6 separate regions of the Homo sapiens genome follow, and regions 1, 2, 3, 4 and 5 are each linked to region 6. The links are chromatin contacts, found by Hi-C or POLR2A ChIA-PET in ENCODE. All regions are on one chromosome and are shown on one strand. Each heading gives the region's core, a stretch centred on a gene start or an enhancer-like site at or near the end of the contact. The rest is flanking DNA. Distances are from core to core; before and after follow the strand shown.

Region 1 (3,180 bases), core at 61-2,560, 2.5 Mb after region 6:
AGTCAAACTTGCAAATATTATACCCAGTGAGAGTTGATAGAGAGATGCAGTGATAGGCCCATACATGGAATATAAATTGGTTCAATTTTTTATCTCTTCTGTTCCAGCAGTTGCTCTCATATCTATTTATCCTAAAGAAATAATCATATATTTATATTAAAAATATTCACTCAATGTTGCTATAGTGAAAATAAGGAATTATTAAACTATCCAACAGTAGGCAATTGGTTAAATAAATGATGCTATATTTACATAATGAAATTTTATGCAGCCATTTTCTATGTCAAGAATCTTGACATAGAATGTTAAATTAAGACCTAAATGTTAAATTAAGAAAAACAAGATGCCAAACTGCATATAAAGTATGGTATTCTTAGTTTTGGAAAAAAATGATGCACTGAATAAAAAACCCCAGAAAAATGTATGCTAATATTTTACAGCTTTTGGTTCTAGGTGGTAACTGATTTTTATCTTCTTTGGATCAGTGTTTTCGAAATGTTCTATAATGTGTATGTACTACTTTTATAATCAGAAAATAGGATATATAGAAATGGTCTGGAAAAAATGAGGAGAGAAGTTACAATAGGGAGGTCATCTTCAATCTGTTTGGACCAGCAAGTAAAAGCAGGAAATGCTGTCCACCACCAATGGCTTAAATATGTGTGTTGGATGGTGGTGGTGGTTGGTGGTTCTGGGGTTGGGGATGGGGGGAACCTTGAGATGTGATGGTTTTCTTAGTCAGAGATGGTGCTTTACAGCTGGGAAGTATCTTGAACTTGGTGGAGGTCTATCCAGACATCAGGCAGATTTCATATTTTCACAGACAAAGGCTACGTTTACGTCTAAGGGGAAAACACAAAATACTAAGATAGAAACCTCCAAAGCCCCCTCACCTTTTCAGACAACAAGAACCCCCAGGGCAGAGGGTCTTCCTCACTCTCAGAGTTACTTTGACTTCTCATCTGGTTTCGTGTGGGTAATGCATTTTCACTCTTGAGTTTCTTTTCTTTTTAAGGTATTTTCATTATGACGTTTGTTCTTTTGCAAAGAGCTAATTCTGCAGAATTCTACCCAGGGAGGGCCGAGGGAAGTTAGTGAAGGTAACGATACCAGTTAGAAAGTTGAGTTTGGGTCATCTCAGGGGCCTCCTTTGGCCTCCTTTGGCTTATGTTCTAGAGATGGCCCTTACTTCCCAGGAATAGATAGTGATGTCTTACTGAGTTGCAGGTAGAGTCTGTATTGAAGCGCAAGATTTTCTTCCCTGACTTGTCTGGGAATCCTTACCCAGGACTGTGGCTTTCCTCTTCCATATCCCTCCACCAGGAGGCAGGCTCTAAGCCTCTGTGCTGTCATCCTTTTGCCACTTCCATGAACATGCCTTCAAATACTTGAAAAAGTCACTATAGCGTAAAGTATACTTTTCTCTTTTGGTGATGCTTTTCTGCATTTTCTCTATAACCAGAGAGTAAGAATAAAACTACAGCTTGGGACCTGGCGCGGTGGCTCACACCTGTAATCCCAACACTTTGGAAGGCTGAGGAGGGTGGATCACCTGAGGTCGGGAGTTTGAGACCAGCCTGACCAACATGGAGAAACCCCGTCTCTACTAAAAGTACAAAATTAGCTGGCATGGTGGCACATGCCTGTAGTCTGAGCTACTCGGGAGGCTGAGGCAGGAGAATCGCTTGAACCTTGGGGGTGGAGGTTGCAGTGAGTTGAGATCTTGCCATTGCACTCCAGCCTGGGCAACAAGAGTGAAACGCCATCTCAAAAAAAAAAAAAAAAAGAAAGAAAGAAAACAAAAGCCCCCACGCTTTAAAACTTTTAACACGAAAAGTTTTGAAGCTACACCAAAGAGGAGAGAATAGGCTAATATACCCCTGTATACCCACCACTCAACCTCAATAGTTCTTAACACTTTTCCAATCTTACTTTATCCATTGTTTTTGCTTGTTTTCTGGAATAATATAAAATAAATCCCTGACATCTTATTGATTTTCCTCATCAATACATCAACATCTCTATCAGATAAGGGCCTTAAAATACAATTGACAAATTGATTGATAAATAAGGACCTGACAATACAGTTATCACCTAACAAAATTAGCAATAGTTCTTAAATGTCATCTAATACCCAGGCCATATTCATATTTATTTGAATATCTAAAAGAATATAAAAAGGACTTCTTTTTTTTTTGAGACGGAGTCTCACTCTGCCATCCAGGCTGGAGTGCAGTGGCACGATCCCCCCTCACTGCGACCTCTGCCTCCTAAGTTCAAGCGATTCTCCTGCTACAGCCTCCTGAGTAGCTGGGATTATTAACCACCATGACGGGCTAATTTTTGTATTTTTAGTAGAAACGGGGTTTCGCCATGTTGGCCAGGCTGGTCTAGAATTCCTGACCTCAAGTGATCCACCTGCCTTGGCCTCCCAGAGTGTGTGAATACAGGTGTGAGTCATGGCACCCGGCCTGGACTTTTTTGAGTCCAGGCCTCCCTCTGTTGTCCAGGATGGAGTGCAGTAGTGTGATCTCAGCTCACTGCAGCCTCTGCCTCCCAGGTTCAAGCGATTTTCCTGACCCAGCCTCCCGAATAGCTGGGACTACAGGCACAGGCCACCAGGCCCAGCTAATTTTTTTTGTCTGTGTTTTTAGTAGAGATGGGGTTTCGCCATGTTGCGGCTAGTTCAAGACTATCCGCAACATGGCAAAACCCCATCTCTACTAAAAGTGATCCACCCCCCTTAGCCTCCCAAAGTGCTGGGATTACAGACGTGAGCCACCGCGCCTGGCTCTCAGCCTGGACTTTTAAAACTCTTATGAGTAAGAAGAAAGAAGAGGTGGCTTGGGGCTGAGGATAGCTATGAACAGCTGTGATTCAGGAGGCAGAATTATTCAGCTTTGCTCATCTCCTTTGCAAGGAGGAGAGAATGAAACAGACCTTTAAAAGGGAATCAGAAGTTGGAGTTAGTGCTTCTAGGAATTGTAAACGAATTCAGCAGTGTAGACCTAGAAAAATTTTCAGAGTCACTGATAGGGATTCACAGAAATTTTCTGTAGCTTCAAGGGACCAGCCCAGCCTTTTTGTTCCCTTCTGAGACCACATTAAAAAGACAAAACAACATACAGGAAGCACTTCTTCAAAACTGCGCAAATAGCACATGCGTATCGTGGACACATT
Region 2 (3,117 bases), core at 489-2,988, 2.0 Mb after region 6:
AGGGCCCAGGTTGGTCTCAAACTCCTGGGCTCAAGTGATCTGCTCCCCCTCGGCCTTCCAAAGTGCTGGGATTACAGGCGTGAGCCACCGCGCCCGACCAGAAACCACTTTCTTTTGTTTGTTTGTTTTTTGTTTTTTTTTGAGACGGAGTCTCGCTCCGTTGCCCAGACTGGAGTGCAGTGGCGCAATCTCGCTCGCTGCAAGCTCCGCCTCCCGGGTTCACGCCATTCTCCTGCCTCAGCCTCCCGAGTAGCTGGGACTACAGGCGCCCGCCACCACGCCCAGCTATTTTTTTTATATTTTTTTAGTAGAGACGGGGTTTCACCGTGTTAGCCAGGATGGTCTTGATCTCCTGACCTCGTGATCCGCCCGCCTCCGCCTCCCAAAGTGCTGGGATTACAGGCGTGAGCCACCGCACCTGGCCCAGAAACCACTTTCAAACTTACTTTCCACTTAAAATATTTTATACTTTTTGTTTTGTTTTGTTTTGTTTGAGACAGAATCTTGCACTGTGGCCCAGGCTGGAGTGCAGTGGCGCGATCTCGCTCACTGCAACCTCCGACCCCCAGGTTCAAGCGATGTTCCTGCCTCAGCCTCCAGAATAGCTGGGATTACAGGTGCCTGCCACCACACCTGGCTGATTTTTGTATTTTTAGTAGAGATGGGGTTTCACCATGTTGGCCAGACTGGTCTCGGACTCCTGACCTCAAGCGATCCGCCGCGCCAGCAAAAACGTTTTAGTCTTATCTGTACTCATTTACTCATTCAATATTTATTGAGTGCCTACTATCACCAGGCACCTTTGAGGCCTAGGTTTACAGAAATAAGGCTCCCCCTCCCCCACCCCGAGTCCCCTGAAGGGTACTGTAATTGTTTCCATTTCTCCAATTTTCACTTTAATATATGTGAATTTTCACATGCTTCATTCAGTTCAGTGGTTCTCATAATGTGGTCCCGGAACCAGCACCAACAGCAGCAGCAACTGGGAGACTTGTTAGAAGCGCAGTCTTAGGCCCACCCTACACTCTAGGGATGGGCATAGGAGTGTGTGTGTGTGTGTGTGTGTGTGTGTGTGAGAGAGAGAGAGAGAGAGAGAGAGAGATTGTGTGTGTGTGTCAAGCTCGGTATTAAATAGGTCAAAGAGCAACATCTGGCTTCTAAACCCACCCTCAGGCCTCTCCACCGAGTACCTGTCTCAAACCCAATCTGATCCAACAATAACCAGCCTTAATTCAATAATCTGTGCTACCTGAGATGATGGGAATAATCGTGGTACTATAAATGTTGCAGAACAAAAACGACTGCAGTAGATTTTCTGGGGCTACACCAACTGAAAATGGGCCGGACCGAGATCCGGGAGAGCGTTTTCCTGCGCTAGACACGGCGTTCAGCCTCCGGGTTCCGGGTCTAGCTGAGTCAGGGCGGCGTTCCAGCCGAGTGCGGCGTCGGAAACCCGTTCGGTTGCGCCCGAACCTTCGGTCAGAGGCCAGCGCTGGAAGCCCAGACCACAGCACCCGGGTTTAAACAGGAGCGGAGGCGCCGGGAAGGGCCGGGGGGGCCGGCTAGGGCCGGCCAGCTTGGAAGCCGCACCCTCGCGGCCCCAGACGCCGGCAGGGCGGAGCCACGCGGCCGCAGCCCCAGCCGAGACGCGAGCTCGTGGCTCGGGCGTATGGGGGCTCCAACGGGAGCGGCTGCGCCGCCCGGCCGGGTCAACGTCGTGCGCATGCGCCGACCCGGCGCCATTTTGGTGGCCGGGCGCGGAGGTGATTCCACACTGAGGCGAGCGCGGCGGCCGGGGTGGTAGTGGCAGTGTTCGTGTGCTCAGGTCTGAATCGCCGAGGGAGGAGGCGGTGGAGGAAGAGGTGGCGGCGGTGGCGGTGGTCGTAGCGGTGGCGGAGGAGGCGGGTACGAATCAGCTGCGGGCGGAGACATGGCCAACATCGCGGTGCAGCGAATCAAGCGGGAGTTCAAGGAGGTGCTGAAGAGCGAGGAGGTCAGAAATGAACTCCCGGATATCCCCCACCTCTGCCTGGGGCGGGAGGGTCCTCCCAGCTGCGACCCCGATATCCCCGGTAGTCCCTGGGTGGTCCTCCTTGCGGCCGCCCTTCTGCCTGTGAGGAAGCAGCAGTGTTCCCCTCCTCCTTCCGCCGCCTTCCCCTCCCCTCCCAGAGCGCTAGGATGGACGGTCTCGCGGGCGGGTGGTCTGGGGTGGAACATGGTTTGGGGAGGTGATGGACAGGGGGCAACTCCTCGGAGGGATGGAAGCTCACAAGAGAACCCGAGGCGGTGGCCGCAGCTGGAAATGTGGCTGTGGGGTGGGGAGGGAGCAGGCCGAGCCTGAGAAAACCCGGGAAGTGGGTTGGGGGAAGGGGAAAGGTGGTAACTGGATCCCAAGAGCAGTGCTGCTCGAAGGCCCACACTTTTGAGGGTATTCGGGGTTATTGCCTGTCAGGCCTTCACTGTTCTTTTCTTGGGGAAGGAGCAGTGAGTCCTTAGGTATTGATTAAAAAGGAAGGACATTCAGAGTTAGTCCTTCTTAGTTGGGTGTTAGGAGTCAAAGGGAGACATAATAGAATACTGTCTTATTTGGTGGCAGGGGTAAGGGAATTTTCACCTGAGTTAGCAAGTTAATTCCAAATAAGATAATTATCTCTTTTCCACTTAACCCCCAAATTCCTAGGCCTCATCTTTATTGACATCTCAATCTTTTGAGTGGGCAAAGGCAAGGTGTTTGGTGTATTAAAGACATGTAAATATTTTTAGTTAGGAAACAAATAATGGAATGTATGAGTAGCTTATTTCAAAATATTGTTTACAAGTTACAGATCAGAGAGACTGTCTTAAGACAGTGCCTCTGTGACTCGTGTTGTGCCACGAAACTTCATTATGATGTCCCTCATAGTTAACTTGATTCTTACTTTTGAAAAGCAGACCTATTAAAAATGTGAAATTTCACCAGATTAATACATTGTTTCATCTCCTTATTGAGATTTATCACGACTTAACAGATTTTCAAAAAAGTTGCCTCCCGTTGCTCTTAAGTCCTGCAGAATTTAGATACATTTGTACTACGTTTATTTATGTAAGATATTCACAGTGCTCTAGTAATTTGACTCA
Region 3 (3,208 bases), core at 38-2,537, 2.3 Mb after region 6:
GTCAGAAAACCAAAGTTCAGCGGGAAAGGGGCGACTTTGTAACCTCTTTTTTCATTTCAAATCTCTCTAATCTGGAAAAGGCCCTGTCTCCCCAGAGGCCGGGGACCCGGCAGCGGCCTCGCCACCCGCTCTTTCCCAGGGATCGAACCCCGCCGGCCCCGCCAACCCGGCCCTGCCAGCCCCAGGCTCACGGGGCTCCTCCGCACCAGCCGCCGTGGCCGCCGAACAGCGCCAGGAGTTTCCCATTCCGCCTTTCACAATGAAATCCACCCCCGAGCACCAGGGTCCGAAGTTTGGCGGCCCCGGGAGGCCGGCAAGGACCCCAAGGCCCCCGCTCGGCGGTGGGGAAGCACCCAGTCCCGCCCGGCCAGTCCCCTCCGGGAAACCAGACCCGAGGCCTATAGGGCTCGGCTTAGGCCGCAAAACTAGGGACCCAGCGGACCCACGCGCAGCGGCGGCTGCCGGGAACAAAACGCCCTTGCCCAGCCGAGCCTCGGACCCGGGGTAGTCCCCGCCGCGCTGCCACCCCTCCCCTGTTCCGCTCCCTCACCCCCGCGGGAGGGGAAAACAAGCCGCCCTCCACCCTCAGCCCCACGCCAGGAAGCGGCTGACGCGCCTCCGCACTTCACATTTTGTTCCTTCAACTTCGGCTGAGGGACCCCAGCTGCTTCTCTGGCCCCCGGCCGCTTGGCGCCTCCGGCACCGCCGAGGCCTTCCCGGCACCCTCGGGCGGCCCCACCGGGCCTCGGACCCGCGGCCCCCCCCTCCAGTCTCCCCTTCCGTCCCCTCCCTCCAGCAGCCTAGGGCGGGAGCCGAGCCGCCGCCGCCTTTACCTCCTCCTCATGCGGGCGGAAGGTGCATCGAGCGCCCGGGCCTCTGTCAGGTGGTTGCGCCGCCGCCCCTAGTCGGGCTGCACACAAAGCGGCTCCGCGGGTCCCGCCGCCGCCGCCGCCGCCGCCCGCCCGCCCGGGAGCGGCGCTGGGGCTGGCGGTGCCGAGGAGGAGCAGCCGCCGCGGGGGGAGACGCGGGGCGAGTGAGCGCTGGGCGGGGAGACAGTGCCGCTCTCCGTCTGGCCGAGGAAGAGCAGCCTCGAAGGCTCCTCCGGGAGTGTGTGCGCTTGTGTCCGTCCGGGACCCCCGCGGCCCGCCCGCACGCACCTCGCGCCGGCCCGGACCGCCGACTCGGACCCGGACGCCCCTCGCAGAGGCGCGCGCCCGGCCGTCCGTGCCCCGGGAGCCGGGGCCTCGCGCACACACCGGCCGGTCACGCGAGCGGCGCGAGAGCACGCGAGAGCAGCGCGCGCTCCTCGCTCCCTCCCCTTCCTCCGCCGGCCGTGCATCCGCCTCCCTCGGGCCCGAGGCGGCCGCGCGCAGGGCGGACAGCGCCGCCACCCGGTTGGCGCCAATACCTGCCGCGCGGGGCGCCTCCCGGAGGACCCGACCGGAGAGGGCGAGAGGAGGAGGAGCCCGGGTGGCGGGAAGCGAGCCCAGGTTCCCGCGGCCTTGCGAGGGCACGCAGGGCAAACAGTGCTTTATCTTTCGCAGCGGCGATGAGCTGGTGACTTTTGGGGGTCATCCTGAGGGACATAGACGAAACTGGTTGGGAGGTAGTTAATTGCTCGGTGAAAATGAACTGATTTCCTCCTCAGGGAGAGATCTGCAAAGTCAAGGAAAGTTGTGCAATGGGGCGCAGCGTGAGCGGCTCACTCTCGGGTCTTCTGACAGCCACCCGAGTTGCCCACCCTCCTTAGATTTCTGAAGTTAATATTTTGAAAGCTGCAAAACATGAAAATAGCATTGGGTCGAGTCGTTCTCAAGGTATGGTCTTTGGGCCACCAGGCCTCACAATCACTTTGGGTACTGGCTGAAAACGTAGGTTTCCAACTCCAAAGATTAAAAAACATAAAAATATATGTTTTTTTAACGTAAAAATATATATGAACATAAAACATATAAAAATATAACATATAAAATAAAACACTAAAAAATATAAAAATATACATAAACATAAAAATCTCTGAGAGTGGAACCCAGAAATAAGCATTTATTAATTGGGTGGGTGATTCTTGTAAATAAGGAAGAGCTCATTTTTTAAAAATGTTTTAAACCTACCAAGCATTAACGTTTTCTGTCATCCAAAGGAAAACCACTATCAGGTAAAAACAGTGCACGCAGCAGTGTTTGAGCAATTTAATGTATGTAATTGAAACAAATTAACGCAAGAACATACACTTACCTATTTAAAAAAAATCAAGAGCATACACAAAATTTCCGAAGAGAAAGTTGAAAAAAGGATACGATAATATGAAATCACATTCAGCTCTTGAAACTGACCACTACCATAGTTTAAAATGATATTCGATTGTTTATTCAAATTATTCTTGATGGGTACCCATTGGTCTATTTTTTTCCCACATCCTTTAACGTCAACTTAAAAATAGTAAAGGTACTGCATTTCAGCTCACTGACTTGTTTTTGACGTATTACACAAGAGCAGTCATTGCGAATCTGACACTCCACAGTTGCTGATTTGCTAGAACTCTGCCCAAAAGTCAATGCTTTGTTCTTGGGCATTTACAGTACCAGGCAGAATCCATTTAAAAGTGTCCTCATCCAAACTATTAAGTGGACCAAAAGCTGCTCTCTTTTTAGGCTCTCCCTGTCACTTTTGATATTTATTTTTTTCTTTTGAGACGGAATCTTACTCTGTCACCCAGGCTGGAGTGCAGTGGCGTGATATCGGCTCACTGCAAGCTCTGCCTCCCGGGTTCACGCCATTCTCCTGCCTCAGTCTTCCGAGTAGCTGGGACTACAGGCGCCCGCCACCACGCCCGGCTAATTTTTTTTTTTTGTATTTTTAGTAGAGACGGGGTTTCACCATGTTAGCCAGGATGGTCTCGATCTCCTGAGCTAGTGATCCGCCCGCCTCGGCCTCCCAGAGTGCTGGGATTACAGGCATGAGCCACCGCGCCCGGCCAAATTTGATATTTCTTTGTGTGTTACATTTAATTAAACAACAATGATTTTATCTTTCATCCTCCTCAGTAGCTTGCCCATTATTAAATGGAGTTTTGTATATGTACATATATTTTATTTTATTTATTTTTTATATTATTTTATTATTTTTTGAGATGAAGTCTCACTTTGTCGCCCAGACTGCAGTGCAGTGGCATGATCTCGGCTCACTACAGCATCCGCCTCCCAGGTTC
Region 4 (2,899 bases), core at 247-2,746, 2.5 Mb after region 6:
ACTGCAACCTCAACCTCATGGGTTCAAGCAATCCTCCTGCCTCGGACTCCTGAGTAGCTGGGACTACAGGTGTGGTTGCCCAGCTAATTTTTGTAGAGATGGGATCTCACTACGTTGCCCAGGCTGGTCCCGAACTCCTAGGTTCAAGCAATGCTCCCCGCTCAGCCTCCTAAAGTGCTGGCATTACAGGTGTGAGCCACCGCCACTGCACCTGGCCTCCCACAGAGGATTTTCTAGGAGATAATGTGCTCTTCAGAAGGCTCGAGGATCTCAGCTGGCAGATTGAGTTCTTACTGTGCATTAACAAATTGACACATGGGTTCATGTGGAAGTCTTGTGAACTTGGTAATTGGGTGTCTATTGATAAGAATGCTCACCTTGTACCATTGATTCCCTCTACAACTATGCTGCAAGCACAGTCATCTGCTTTCACTTCTTTGAACATGCCAACCTCTTTCCCACCTCAGGGCCTTTGCACATACTATTTGCCTCTACGTGGAATGTTCTTTCCTCCTTCTCATCCATTAGAGTGGCAGCAGTACTTTAGAATAATCAGAGGGGTTTAAAATAATATTGATGTCCGGTCCCAACCCAGCTCAATTAAACTCAAATCTTTGAGTGTGGGGCCGATGCACTGATAAAATAAAATAAAAGGCATGGAGTTGACTTTATCCTTACGGTCGGCAGGTATTTTGACCAAGCTATCACCGTGAGCAGTAGCATCAACAGTTAGTTATTCAGGGATTTGGGGCACAGGCGGTTGTGACCACATCACAAAAGTTCAATTTGTTGGGTTAGGCGTTTAGCCATAACCTAAGTAGTTGCAGATGGTCTCTACACCTGGATTGCCCATTAGGACAAAACAAGTAAACTTGTGTTTTTAGGCAAATAATGAAACTCTGAGGAGTCTGAAAAAACAACTCATCGCCAGGTAACTCCCAGCCCAGGTGCTCGTCCATACAGGGGTGAACGCACGGCAGGGGGCTGCTCGAACTCTCACTAAGCCTGCCTCTGTTCTTTGCAAAATATTTGATAGTTTTTAATGCAGCAAAGCGAAGCAGACAATCCACCTCTTGTTTTCCCCAAGCTGATGGGGGGAAAGTTCTAAGGTGTTGTTTCCTAAGCTCAAATTAACCAAGATTGGTCAGTGGCATGGACTTTTTTTTTTTTTTTTTTTGGTAATTTTACTTCCATGAGGAATCATTTGGACTCTTCAGTCTTCCTTTCTTCAGTTTTACGTAGGGCTTTGCTGGAGGAAAATGGGGCTAAGGGGGAGAGAAACATAGTCTCGGAGTAGGGTGGGGGATAAATTAAACGCAAACCCAGCGGTGCGGCAAAGGCCTTATTCTGCCTCTGATCTGGGGAAGTTTCATATTCTAATGGAGAGAAACGCACGTGCACACACACCCCCCTAAACCCACACAAATGAAACCCCCTCTGCGGAGAAGCCGGCTACAGGAAATTGACTTAGGCACAGGAACTTGCTAATCTCTTTTGTCACATTCGGATTGCTCCTGCTGCCCCACACACACTAACCCAACCATCTTGGGGTGGACTCCCTGCCAGCCCAACTGTTGTATTTTCAGTTCTTCCAGTGTGAATCAGTTAATATTCTCGGGAACGAGGGAGAGGTTGATCCTATGAGGAAATCAACCACAGTGAAAAGGCTTGGGCCGCTTTTGTTTTCACCTGCTTTTGTTGAACAAATTTGATTTCCGGAGTCAGTCATTTTACTGTCAAGACATTTCTTCGGCATTCTGCAACAGGTAAGGATTTTGCTTCCTTAAAAGTATTTCTTTGGTGTCAAAAGAAATTTTTCTAATTTTATTTAGCTTTTACTCTAGGCCAAACATCGTAATGACTCTGAGCTACCTGCTGTAAGGTGTAGAATCAATTTACAGGGGGACGGGGGTCGGGGGGGTGAGTGTTGCTTTGATATTCACTGCCCCTCACCACAGTCCTAACAAGATTTTTGAAACATGAAAAGTTACAATAGTTGGCTTTTTGGTTTTCCAGATATTCTAGAGAATGCATATGCTTGTGACTGTGGCTGAGCTCAACTGTATGGGTAGTTTAAATACTACCCAAGGTTTGATGAAGTAAATCTAAAGATGCTCTAAGTTGTGCAAATATGAATTTTAAAGTTGTCTAGTTCAGAAAAGAAACAGAACCGAAGTCTAAATGATGTAGATTTCAATCTGGAATTTCTAGCTTGTGTTTTTCACCTATTGCCAATGTTAATGACCATTTCCCAAAAGTGCTCTATGATGTATAACATGTATTTTTTAATTAAATTTAATCTTTCTTCTGAGGTGGTTTGATTTGGAGATATGCTACGAGGTACCAGTCAGTAGCCTGAGTTGTAACTAAACAAAGTTTGGGAAATCACCGGTTTTAGGTGCTTTACTAAATGAAAGTTGCCATTGACGTATTCAAGCAGGCAACAAGTAGTTGGTGTCCCCTTATTGGTTCTAAGCTGGTGCCGTGGAGGATATAAGAGAAATATTTTAAAAATCTCTACTTTGAAGGACCCTATAATCTGGTAGTTGTGATAAGAAGTAAAATTTAGGAAGCAATGCAAGATGAGAATTCAGTGATGAGTGGGGCAGCACAGGCTTGAAGAGTTCTGTGAATTCCATGGAGGGGGCCTGGGGGCAAACTGGAGTTGTCAGGAAGATCTGGGCTTTGGAAGAATGCGAAGTGTCGGTAGAAGGAGAAGGGGCAGGTGATTTCAGACTGGGAGGACCTTGTGGGCAAAGGCACAAAGGCGAGACTGACCTGGAGATGATAAGGCCAGTTGAAGAGACACTGGAGAAGAGAAGACAGTTTGTTTTACACATTGCAGGAAATCAGATTAGACAGTTAGGGTGTGGACACAAAAGCGAGGACCTTGCAGGCA
Region 5 (2,921 bases), core at 1-2,500, 2.4 Mb after region 6:
CACTTTGTCATGAGGTTATTTCGCTTCTCTATTCTGGGAAAAACCACTGCAAGTGGAATGAAAAGTAACCGCAAAGGGAGGGGACGGAGGAAGTAAAAAACAGGCAAAACCACCACCACTACCATCACCACCACCACCACCAACCAGAAAGCAAAGGTGAAAAATTTGCGTACCCTGAAAACACTAAACATTTCACATCAGAACCCAGAACAAATAAACCAGGGAAAGCAGAGTTGAGAGAAAAAAAATGGTGCAGGCTTGGGGACGGACTCATACTACAGCGGTCGCAAGAGGGAAGAGCACGTCTTTGCTTTTTCTTGGCATCCGAAAACTCAAGCTCGAACTGGGGGCAAAGGCCAGCGGCTGCGGTTCCACCGGCTAAGGCGCACACATTCCCCGAGCTCAGACCGCACGCTGGCAGGGCCGATGGGGCTGGGCAGCCTCCCTCCACCCCGTGGCAGTCGCCTACCCCTTTGTCTCCCCGTGGGGCTCCGAGGCCGCGCGCCCGGAAGCCCCCCGCGGGAGGGCCGCGCGCGAGAAGGCGGGTTCCCGTGCCCGCCGCAGCGGCCACGGCCCTAGTCAGGCAATGCCGAGGCCGGTCGCTCGCCTCGCCGTCCCTCCCAACTTGCAGCCTGGACCCCGCGCGCGTCAGGGCTCGTCCCAGCTCTGCTTTCCTTTCTCCCCTCACCTCGCGAGGCCGACCTTGTGTTTGTTTTGTTTTTTGGGGCTCGGGAGAGTGCCGAGGGCTAGAAACAGCTGTGGTTTACCGCGCCGCTTATTTTGGCAAAAATTCCGGGCCTGTTGCAATGTTCCCCAGCGCCAAACAGCTCCCGCCTTCCCCCCAAGCAGAACCCGACACTCGAAGAAGGGCTTGCTCCTCCAGGGACCCCCTGATAAGAAAAGTGGGGACCACGGCCCGCTCTCGGGCGAGACTTGGGGGGTGGGCGACCGGAAGCAGCCGAACCGGCCGGGCAGGGCTTGCTCTCCAACGGGAGAGCGGGAGCGGGAGAGGTGGGAGCGCCCGCGGGCTCAAGTCCCCCGGGCCGCCGCGCCGAGGCGGAGCTCGGGGACGAAGCAGAGGTCGTGGCGGACAGCCGGCGGGCTTGGGGGGGGGCGGTGGGCGGCGATCCACCTGGGCGACGTGGCAGCCATTGCCGGCGCCTCGAGACCCCTCCCCACCCGGCCGCCCACCCGCCCTCTCGCGGCGGGCTTCTGCGCGGCTGCTCTTCCCCGGCCGGACGGAGAGCGGCAGTGTCTCCCCGCCGGGCGCGCTCGCCGTGTCTCCCCCGCGGCCGCAGCTGCTTGCTAGCCTTGCGCGGCGCGGGAGAGCGCAGTGGCGCCGGCGGGAAAGGGCTGCGGACCTGCGGCGCCGCGTTGTGCGTTCGACGACGCGGCACCGGCTTCGACGCCCTCTGCCCGCTCCAGAAGCAGGTAAAGGCGGCGGGTGGGAGGCAGGGAGGCGGGTCCAAGGTGAGGGCCCTGGAGGTTAGGGGTCCCGGGGCTCCGAGCCGAAGCGGAGGGCCTGAAGCAGCGGCGGGCGGCGCGGCGAATGAACCCCCAAGCCCTGAATGTGGGGCCCGGCGCGGGCCGCCTCCGATCTGACCCGCGGGCCCGGCTGCCCGGACGGAAGGGAAGTGAGGCGTCGGCGAGAGGCGGGCCCTGGCGCTCAGCCCGAGGCCGGGCGAAGGCGGGGGCCGCGGCCGCTTCCTTGGCCTCCGAGTGCCTGGCGGGCCTCCAGGCCCCAGACACACCCCTCTCGACCCCCCGAGGTTTCCTCCCAGATCTGTTCCCGCCGGGACCTGACCTTGCGCCCCTCCAGGCGCCTTAGGTGTTTGCCAGGCGGAGCCTTCTGGGAACTTCAGGCCACCTTCCTGAGCACATAGTCCTAGCAGAGCCGTTTATTTACTCAGTTCAAGTCCAGACACACAGCCACTCACACGTTCGGATTTTGGAGACTGCGGGGAGACTTTCCCCTCCCCGGCATTTGTGTGTCTTTGGCCCTCGTCCCGCCTCCCCTGCCCCCATCTGCAACTTTGTCCCTCAATGGGACCCTTCTAGAGCCCCTCTCTCATCGGGACTCTCTCTAAGCCGTCCGTTTGGAAATTCATCCTCAATAGAGTGAGTCATCTTAGCGGGGGCACAGTTTATCTCTCATGCGCTTTTGGTTAAAATAGTTTTTTTTTTCCCTCCGAAAGAGAGCTAGAGTAATAGAATGTAGATGACAGGTCAGTGTCAGTGTTGGCTTCAAAGGCTCTTCCTTTCGGCGGCAGTCTTTGTAACTAGGATCTGATATTTGTGGCACGGACAGGTTTGTACACATTCTCGCCATGCAGTGGTTGTAATGTCTCCATGGCACAGTTCTGGCTTGAAGGCAGGATTGGCTGCTTTTTCTACTCGACATCTTTGAGCCAATCAGCAAGGGCTGCTTGCCTGGAGACTGGTTAACTCAGTAAAGGTGGCCATTGGTTGAGCTCCTAGAAGAAAATCCTGGAGATGAACCTAGCCTCTCAGAAAACAATGACTGATTTGCAGCTGTATTAAAAAAATGTTTTCTTTTAATCCCAACATCAGCCTTTTCACTCCGTTTTTATTACTTCCAGTGTTTTTCTTTCAAACACCAGCTGTCTTTTGTAACTCGTTTTAACTCTCATCCTTTAATTTTAACTAAAAGACGCGCTTTAGGAAATGTAAACATCGTGTGTTCTGTGTTTTGATAAACGTGGTTCCATCTGCCTTTCTAACATTGTTTACTGCTAAAGGTCAGAAATAAACAGTTTTGAGTTTCGCTGCCAGGACCTTTTATTATTTAAGTGCCGTGCTAGGATGGGGGGTAGGAGCGAGGGGCTGTAGTGGTGGACATGGTGGGAAGAATAGGAAATAAATGGCTGCTCTTTTGCAAGGAGGCTACAATTTAGTTAATG
Region 6 (3,168 bases), core at 537-3,036:
CCAACCTCACATCCAAGTGGAACCTGATTATGCACCTATGTGTCCCAGCAATCAAACGCAGGATGAAAATCAAAATGAACCAGCAGGGCATGGTGGCTCATGCCTGTAATACCAGCACTTTGGGAGGCCGAGGCAGGAGGATCACTTGAGGTCGGGAGTTCGAGACCAGCCTGGCCAATATGGCAAAACCCCATCTCTACTAAAAATACAAAAATTAGCCGGGCATGGTGGCACATGCCTGTAATCCCAGCTGCTCAGAAGGCTGAGGCAGGAGAATCACTTGAACCAGAGAGCTGGAGGTTGCAGTGAGCCGAGGTTGTGCCACTGCACTCCAGTCTGGGTGACAAAATGAGCCCCTGTATCAAAATAAGGAAAAGAAAAAAAAAATTGTCCCATCCAGTAAAACATGTCACTAGCTGCCATTTCCCCAGGTGGATGGCTAACGGAAATACGGGCCTGCTAAAAAGACTCAGGAGACAATATTATCCATCTCCTTCCCTTCCAACCTGCTCTGGTTTCTATGAAAAAGTGAAGGCCAAACTGCTAAGTCAGTGTAAAAGTTGTAAGCGACTGAAATGTTCTCAGGAGGAAGAGTTTATGGATGTTTATGGAGGAGACAGTCACTGTTGAAAGGCTTCCAGTTGCTTATTATTTGGGCCTGAGGAGGAACCACCGCTGAAATCAAGCTTGGAAGAGCTTGCTGACGTCAGATTCCCAGCTGTAGTAACCCCAAATGGCCAAGTAAGTATGTTTTTTTTTTAACTGCAGCTGTTAGGTGGCAATTAAGAGGGGAAGCGGTGGTAAGGAATCCCTAGTGTCTGTAATTATAAAAGCAAGGATGTGACATAGGACTTCCATAAAACTTACACCTCCTCTTAAGATTGATTTCAATTAAAAACTGCTTCATCGTTGGTGACACTTTAGCATCTCTGTTGGTGGCTTCCTGCCCTGACCACACAAGGTTCCTTTCGTGACGACAGGAATCAACAAAAAGAAGAAAAAAATGTAAGTTTACCAACGCGCCTTCCCTTTTTCCGAGCCTGATTTATACAGGATATATGGGAAGAAATGTGGACTCCTTGACCTGTTACAAGAATCCATCAACCACCCAAATAAATGGAAACGTGGAAAGAGATTCAAAGTCCTCCAGGTTTTAGGATATTTTAAGGTATTTAAAAGGGAGAAGGAGGCGCCGACAGCGCACCCGGTGCTCTGTGTCACGATCTTCCGCTCGCGGCGCCTTTGAGGACAAGGGCGGCGGGAAACGGGTCCGCGGGGTTCCGAGGCGAGCGGCCGTGGAGGAAGCGCCCCCGAAGAAGGCCTGGTCCCTACGCCCCGCACTGCCCAGCGCTGGGGAACACAGATCCTCGGAGGAGGCCCCAGGGAGGGAAGGCGGGAGCGGGGCCCGCGGGAGGGGAGGGACGGGAGCCGTTGCCACGCACCGCGCCCTGCCCGGACCGCCGCGGGACAGCCAGTTGTTCAGTGCCGGGATCCCGCGGCTGTGCCAGAAAGCAGGACGCCGCGGGGCTGCCGTCCCGACCCCTCGCTTCCTTCCGCGCTCCCGGGACCGGGCTCAGCACCCGGCGCCCCGGCTACGACCGGACACTCACCCGGAGCCACCAGCGGCGAACTCACGGCGCCTCCCACGAAGACAGCAGCGGCTAGGACGGCGGACCCCGGGAGTGCCCGCGGAGCCATCGCCGCGTCGCTTCGCCCTCCTCCCCCAGGGCGCCGCGTCCCGCGCTCGGGAAGGCAGAGCCGCTCCGGAGCCGGCGGGCTGATCGAGTGGCTGGGCTGGGCCCCAGGGAGCGGCGAACCCCGCCCCGCCATTGCCCCGCCCCACGCCACACCCACCTCGGCTCGGTCCCGCCTCTCCCCGCGCGCCCCGGGCTCCACCTAAGCCGGCACGAGGTCCACTCATGGCTCCGCCCCCGACTCCCCGCCCACCTCAGCCTGATCCCGCCTCTCCCTGCCATTCCCGCTTCCTTTCCAAACCCCGCAGCAGCCTCAGCGGCGTAGCTAGGCCATGGACACGCCCTCTTTCTCCACCCACCTCAGCTTGGCCCCGCCTCTCCCTACCGAGCCCCGGACTCCACCTAAGAAGGCACGTGGCCCATCCATGGCCCCGCCCTTTTCCCCACCCACAGCTCAGCCCGACCCCTCCTCTCCCGCTTCCTTTCCAAACCCAGCAGCAGCCTTGGCGGCGCAGTTAGGCTATAGCCCCGCCCTTGCGCCCTGCCCACCGTGGCCCGGCCGTGCCTCTACTTGCCAGGCCCGCTTCCTTTCCAAGCCGGGCCGGGATTACGCGGGAGCCCGGGGCGGGGGGAGGGTCGCCCGGGTGCAACCTCCCTCGGTCGCTGGGACTAGGCGGGCGTGGGAAGAGAAAGAGGGAGCGCGCCCCGAGAAGCACTGGACAGTCAGAAGCGGCCAGCACTGGAGTGAGCACAGGCTTTTTTCGCTGTTGGCATGTCTATCCACTAGCATTCCCCTCGGTTGCAGATCTAGGGAGTGATGCTGTGCTGGATGTCACGTTCTGTTGTTTGGAAATTAGCAGAAAAGATAACTTAAATTTCTTCCTCTGTTTGTTTGCATTTAAGCTGCTCCTATTGGGGAAAATACCTCTATGCATTTTCAGGAACAACTTGCCTTTTTTTTTTAATCGTGTGCTTGTATTGCACCTTGCGCATACTCCCGCAAAGTAGGTCTTTCAATGCCCAGACGCTTATTATCTCCTCACATCCTCACATCAGCTCTGCGAGGTGACTATTAGAGGCCAGGGAGTAAACCCACGATGTCTGGGCCACCATGATAAATTGTAATTATCTCATTGTCATTGTGTTTGCTCGCTGCTGTGCCCTCAGCGCCTGGATGGAGGACAGACAGCACACGCTAAGAGGTCAGAAGTGTTTTCTGAAGTTGAATCATCTTCACAAGCATTAATAGGACTCAGAGGCTCTCTCTGAATAGTTCCTTTTTACTGCCCTGTAGAGACTGTTGTTACTGGGCCATCAAGCATTTGCTTGAAGGAAATTAGGGCAGGACTTGAGCAAATACTCAACACCAGCAAGAAGAGGGGGTGCATGGAGGCTGTGGGTTTTCACAGGATGGGTCTCATCCTTGAGGTGACTGATAACCTCTAGTTTTCAGAGGACTATTTATTCTCTCACC

The links. A loop is a pair of places that touch in the nucleus more often than their neighbours do. ChIA-PET counts read pairs that join two places held with the same protein, here RNA polymerase II (POLR2A). Pooled maps may share reads with other maps.
Region 1: a pooled map shows a loop between it and region 6 (2.8-fold over the local background). The contact joins the enhancer-like site here to the promoter of RELL1 in region 6. A Hi-C loop is called at or near these places in 3 of 50 pooled maps. POLR2A ChIA-PET finds 5 or more read pairs at or near these places in 2 of 52 experiments (HEK293 and naive thymus-derived CD4-positive, alpha-beta T cell).
Region 2: a loop to region 6 is called in a map of CD4-positive, alpha-beta memory T cell, with 7 times the contacts of the local background. The contact joins the promoter of UBE2K here to the promoter of RELL1 in region 6. A Hi-C loop is called at or near these places in 2 of 168 maps with a recorded cell type or tissue (CD4-positive, alpha-beta memory T cell and CD8-positive, alpha-beta T cell) and 8 of 50 pooled maps.
Region 3: a map of CD8-positive, alpha-beta T cell shows a loop between it and region 6 (11-fold over the local background). The contact joins the promoter of PDS5A here to the promoter of RELL1 in region 6. A Hi-C loop is called at or near these places in 2 of 168 maps with a recorded cell type or tissue (CD8-positive, alpha-beta T cell and dorsolateral prefrontal cortex) and 10 of 50 pooled maps.
Region 4: a loop to region 6 is called in a map of naive thymus-derived CD4-positive, alpha-beta T cell, with 14 times the contacts of the local background. The contact joins the promoter of RHOH here to the promoter of RELL1 in region 6. A Hi-C loop is called at or near these places in 1 of 168 maps with a recorded cell type or tissue (naive thymus-derived CD4-positive, alpha-beta T cell), 1 of 37 single-sample maps with no recorded cell type and 8 of 50 pooled maps.
Region 5: a loop to region 6 is called in a map of CD4-positive, alpha-beta memory T cell, with 10 times the contacts of the local background. The contact joins the promoter of N4BP2 here to the promoter of RELL1 in region 6. A Hi-C loop is called at or near these places in 4 of 168 maps with a recorded cell type or tissue (CD4-positive, alpha-beta memory T cell, Right ventricle myocardium inferior, aorta and 1 more) and 13 of 50 pooled maps.

Annotation. Positions count from the first base shown.
Region 1 is chr4:40,227,866-40,231,045 of GRCh38, forward strand. All of the region lies in intron 1 of RHOH (ras homolog family member H), which reads left to right. Among named protein-coding and RNA genes, the nearest start is that of RHOH, 32 kb to the left of the region's middle. Within about 2 kb of position 1,311, at least 5 of the 41 ENCODE cell types and tissues checked have a DNase peak (open chromatin) inside an H3K27ac peak, as active enhancers do.
Region 2 is chr4:39,696,398-39,699,514 of GRCh38, forward strand. UBE2K (ubiquitin conjugating enzyme E2 K) reads left to right here and starts at 1,739. Exons shown (of 7, transcript NM_005339.5): 1 at 1,739-1,993. The coding sequence starts at 1,931. RefSeq lists an enhancer at 1,293-1,352 and a silencer at 1,433-1,722.
Region 3 is chr4:39,976,624-39,979,831 of GRCh38, forward strand. It overlaps PDS5A (PDS5 cohesin associated factor A), which reads right to left and starts at 1,288. Exons shown (of 33, transcript NM_001100399.2): 1 at 834-1,288. RefSeq lists an enhancer at 1-535 and silencers at 73-822, 873-1,512.
Region 4 is chr4:40,195,535-40,198,433 of GRCh38, forward strand. RHOH (ras homolog family member H) reads left to right here and starts at 1,497. Exons shown (of 3, transcript NM_004310.5): 1 at 1,497-1,766. RefSeq lists an enhancer at 2,470-2,569.
Region 5 is chr4:40,055,600-40,058,520 of GRCh38, forward strand. It overlaps N4BP2 (NEDD4 binding protein 2), which reads left to right and starts at 1,251. Exons shown (of 18, transcript NM_018177.6): 1 at 1,251-1,431. It also overlaps the pseudogene LOC344967. RefSeq lists silencers at 463-672, 1,013-1,472, 1,523-1,872 and enhancers at 2,063-2,112, 2,213-2,312.
Region 6 is chr4:37,684,590-37,687,757 of GRCh38, forward strand. It overlaps RELL1 (RELT like 1), which reads right to left and starts at 1,787. Exons shown (of 7, transcript NM_001085400.2): 1 at 1,611-1,787. The coding sequence starts at 1,698. RefSeq lists silencers at 1,326-1,995, 2,176-2,485.